2 separate regions of the Mus musculus genome follow, and region 1 is linked to region 2. The links are chromatin loops, found by intact Hi-C in ENCODE. Cell type or tissue: heart. All regions are shown on one strand.

Region 1 (2,500 bases), 620 kb after region 2:
CATATGCCACTCCACTTTTTTCCGTTCTTCCTTTCTTTTTTAAGTTATTTTATTTATTTATATTCCAGTCGTTGACCTCCTCCCCCACCCCCCCGTCCCTCCGACCCACCATTCCTCATCCTATTCCTCCTCCCACTTGCCTCCCAGAGGGTGCTCCCAACCTCCAGCAGGCCTCCCCCTTCCCTGGGTCCTCAAGTCTCTTGGAGGAGTAAGTGCATCTTCTCCCACTGAGGCCAGACCAGGCAGACCTCCGCTGTATATGTGCCAGGGGCCTCAGACCTGGCTGTGTATGCTCCTGGTTGGTGGCTCCGTCTCTGGGAGCTCCCTGGGTTCTGTGTTAGTCGAGTCTGCTGGTCTTCCTATGAGGTCGCCCTCCCTTTCAGATTCTTCAATCTTTCCTTTAATTCAACCTTAATTCAGTCCAATGGTTGGGTGTAATTATCTGCCTCTGTCTCGATCAGCTGCTGGTAGAGCCTCTCAGAAGACAGGTATGCCAGGCATATGCAAAGACCTGATTTCATCCTTGAAGCGACTCTGTAACCATCTACTACCAGTAGTTAAGAGCACTGGCTGCTCTTCCAGAGGACCTGGGCACAATTCCTCAGCACCCTCATGACTCTATACAACTATCTAGAACTCCAGTTCCAGGGGATCTGTAGGCACCAGGCATGTATGTGGTGTACAGAAATACATTCAGGCAAAATAACCATACACACACACACACACACACACACAAATAATAAGTAATAGTAGTAGTAATAATAATAGGAATAATAATAACAGCAACAATAATATTTTTTTAATTAAAGAAAGGGGAACTGGGTGGAATTGTTTTCTTTCCGCTGTGTGTGGTATAATAAATGTGCTTCCATCCACCCAGAAATGCAACTCCTTGCCCATTGCAAGGACAGCATGTGGGCCCTGCCTGAGGAGGGAAGGAGGGAGTTCCTAAGCTGAGAGAGTCAGCAAGCTGGAACACTCAAGGCTGAGAAAGACAAGTTAAGGGTTTTGACAGATAGGAGGCACTGTTCTGCTAGAGACTGAAGAGGGTGACCCAAGGGCGCCACCTGCTGCCGGCAACCAGCGCGAGGCCCCTCCCGCTTTCACTATGGGTCGCTCTGGTTCCCTTGTTTGCTTTGCTCTGATTCGATGTTCAAAGGCAGTGGGGGGTTGTTGATGTTTTGGATGAAGAATGGGCCTTCTGAGAAACAGAATTCTTCCAGCCTAGACTGTAAGGGATCGCGAACAGGGAAGCAACGTTCGGGGTATGCCCCCTTAGCAAGAAACCATGTGAATTTTTTTTTTCTTTTTCTGGTTTTCTTTGTGACTGTGCTGGAGCTCCAACCCAGAGCTTTGTGCTCTTGCACTCAACCACCGAGCCACACTCCCAGCTCCTTGCTTTTTAAGACAGAGCCTCATTATGTAGCTGAAGACGGGAGACAGAGGCAGGGGGTGGCAGGTTACAGAACCTAACAGCTGGCTAGACCATGTCATGTTAATCAATCTCAGCCTGACAAAGGCAATGTATTTTCTTTGGAGTCATCTAGGTGAGAGGAGGCAGATAGCTCAGAGACCCCAATCCTTTCTCTGTCTACTGTCCCTGAGAGGCAATGAAGACTAAAGCTTGCAAAACAGTCTGCCTTGAGTATAGTTCTGCATGCGTATGCCAAACCTCGGGCCAGATGTGCTAGCTCCTGGCTGGTCATCATCACCTTTTCAAAGATAGGTACGTTTTTAGCCAGCCTACTTATAGCAGTGCTAATTGTGGGCCACAAGCTTTCCAATATAGTAGCAGGCAGGGTGAGTAATGGGATTTTGATCTTAAGAAGGCTAAGTTTCCACATCTAAGTAGCTGTGGTATGCTGGAACAAAGAACTTATTTTTGCCTTCCAAGGTAAGCCAGAGCCAAGAAAGCAGACTGCTGGGGGCTATGCAAGTTGACACATGCTCCTTAGCCCAGAAGCTAGAAAGGGCAGAGCGGTCATTCGGGGAGGTGAGTGTTGACCCTGCCACCTATCCTCACTTCATTAGGCTGGGATGAGTCTCTCACCAGAGTCTCTACTGCTCTCAGAGATACTGGGGCTGTTGACATTGGCCCGAAACCACCCACAGACTCCTCGGCCTTGCGACTTTCCTTTCTACAAATGCCAGGATTCCCTGTGTTTGCTGAGTTTTCTGTTTCTTGTCCAAAAGCTTGGGTGTCTGTGTGCTAAATACACACATATGCCGGATTCTCTCTGGGGCCAAATGTTTGGATGACACAACACTGGGAAAGAACATCCACACGGTTGAGTTTTTCCCTTAGATAGCTATTTGGCGCTGGGTAAAGATGGTTACTTTTTAATAATAAACCCTCTAAGAATGGCCAGGCTGGCTAGTGGCAGGATGGTGCTACACAGAAACTACTTCCTATTTCTCAAGCTGGTGAACATTGTCACAGGTTCTGTTCTGAGGTTCTTCATTCCAGAGAGTCACAGGAGGTAGAGCCCTATGGCCAGCG
Region 2 (2,500 bases):
TTTAGGTAAATTTACTAAGGAACTGTCTAGCCTATATGAGCTGAGGGGTTAGAATGAGGTTTGAAGTGCTGAGCAGCCCTGGGAGTTCATCACACAGTGGAACCACACCAACCTGCTCTCAACTCAAGGCATCGCTTGTGCTTGGAATCATCGCTTACACTATTTCACTGCAAGTTGAATAAGCCTTGTGTTGTATGCTGCAATTCCTACTCTAACATCTAATTTTAGAGCCCATCAGTGGTTCATTATCATCAGATTTAAAAGGGCAGAAAACTATTACCCATACACACAACCCCAGTCCATACCTGATCCTCTGTTTCTCAACTAAATCAAGATGAGGTTGCTTAATCAACATCAGCCGACCAACACGATCATATAACTTCTCAACTGTAAATTCCCCACTTATAAAGCCTAGCAATGAAGAAGCATGCATCTCTAAGGTGTTCTTAAAAGTAAGATCCAATCCAATAGAAGATGAATTGATTTGGTATAACCATAGTATTTATTAATGCCGAGTCAACTGTATCTGTACGATGCATCTCATCAGGGTTCTCTAATCAGGACACTGAGGGGCTTTGTGAACCAGGGTCACCCAAATATTTCTCAGGTTGATGAGCAAGGTGGAATGGTGTATAAAAATGAGACCTGGTTCTAGGCCTGGTTTGTGTCTTAGATTACTAGCTGTGTACTTAATAAAAAGTCAGTTCCTGGTCTCAGACTTCATTTTATTATCAATAAAATGAAGACTGTGCACGCTAAAATCATTTCCAAGTTTGATGTTCTGTGCCTTGGACAATTTCCCTGAACTGTTATTTCATGCTTTAATTTTCATCAACTCTAGCAAGGGAGGTTCCTAGACCTCCAGTATGTTAGGTCAACAGAGATAATGAGGTTGGGAAATAGAGCTACCATTGCCTCTCTCCTTGCTGCTCCAACCAATATTAGATACAAGGAAATGCTTCAGTAGTCAGACAGCATATTCTAAGGGTGTCAAGATTTACAACACATTTCTCAGGAAAGAAATGCTTTGCTAAGAAGGGAAAAGTGAAACTTTTATTCTGCACACCTGGGATTAAGCATGTCTTTCACGCACTCTGTTACTATGGTTTGGAACAAAGCATGGGCAAAACAAACAACATCTGATAGAATCCCATTACCTACTGTACTAGATCACAGCTTGCAACTTAAGAGCTCTGCCCTCTAGTGGACAAGCTTTTCAGCTGCAAGTTTCTTTTACTAGGTCAGAGAGTCCCATTCAGCATTGCTTGCATTTGTGGCCTGGTCTGAATCTTATCTGATACTGTATCAAAGGCACAAGACTTGAGAATAGAGTCCCAACACTGAGAATTACATGAGGAGCACTGTGGTACTTGGTGAGTTTAGGAATGAGTCCTGATTCCTCTCTGTTAGGCACTATGCTAAGTGGTTAAATAAATGCAATTTACATCACACAACCTTCATACCAGGAAAACTGTATTGTACCTATCCATTTTGGTTCCTGAAACCTGCTAGTCCATTGGACACTGAAACCAACAATAGCAAGAAAGCATGTAAGTGAATGGATAAAAAGAAATAATTCCATGACATTTCTCTGCTTGTCGATCACTTTTCACACTTGTCCAGTGCACTCTCAGAGCTTCTAAGTAAACACTCTTAGGTGAAATTTTAATATCTAACTTCAGACTCATTGCTAACAAACTGAAGTACTAAAAATGGGTCTTTAAAATCCCTAGACTCAAGAATGCACACACACACGAGAGAGAGAGAGAGAGAGAGAGAGAGAGAGAGAGAGAGAGAAACAAAAAAGTCAGATAACTAAATAAGAAAATAAAGCTAGTTCTAAAAATATCTTGTAAATATAGAAATATAGATGTAAGTAGGTTAACCATAGAAGTAGGTACAAGAGTGTCATTTTAAAATTAGTCAAACTTAGGATGGCACCCCTTACCAACAATTCTTTCTAGATGCTATTTCTCCTTGGTAAAAATGAATTACTATACAATTTTTTGAGGGGCCACATAAGAGTGATTTGCTATCCATTTTACTTCCTGTTCATTGTCCTGTATTATGTTATTGCCATAGATGCTTATGCCCTTCCTCATTTAAAGCATAATTTTTTTACTCCTCTCAAACCCTAAGACACACACAAGCCTAACTGCATACATACAGCAGCCAGCTGTTTAAGAAAGCCTTGCTCCATACAATGTGTGTGTGTTCCTCTCTTCAGCACAACCTTGAACCCATTTTTGAAATTAGAAGTCTACTCAGGGTTTCCAAAAGAAGACAAATTTGTCTTAGAGACTTAGTAAATGACTAGATCATCCTCTCCAGTGATACTGTGTACTCATGAGGAAATGCCACATGCAAGAGTAGTGAGAACACAGGGTGAGGAGCAAACACCAGAAGCCAGAGTGACAATTGGGGAGAGAGGCTAATTAGAAGGCTGGGACAAAGTTCAGAAGCATGGTTTATTCTTTGAAGACTCACATTTTATTTATCT

Evidence for each region. A loop is a pair of places that touch in the nucleus more often than their neighbours do. Peaks named below come from ENCODE experiments on the same cell type or tissue, not always from the same donor. Only the 100,000 strongest peaks of a DNase experiment are listed, where the experiment ranks them.
Region 1: a loop joins it to region 2, with 2.9 times the contacts of the local background. A loop is called at or near these places in 5 of 42 quality-filtered maps.

Annotation. Positions count from the first base shown.
Region 1 is chr6:35,378,627-35,381,126 of GRCm38, reverse strand. No RefSeq gene overlaps it. Among named protein-coding and RNA genes, the nearest start is that of Gm38789, 33 kb to the left of the region's middle. In heart, a CTCF peak has its summit at 1,038 (motif pointing left); a DNase peak (open chromatin) is centred at 1,076; H3K4me3 peaks cover 857 bases; H3K27ac peaks cover 1,186 bases.
Region 2 is chr6:36,003,590-36,006,089 of GRCm38, reverse strand. No RefSeq gene overlaps it. Among named protein-coding and RNA genes, the nearest start is that of Gm38790, 5.1 kb to the right of the region's middle. In heart, a CTCF peak has its summit at 1,198 (motif pointing left); no DNase peak of the experiment used is centred here.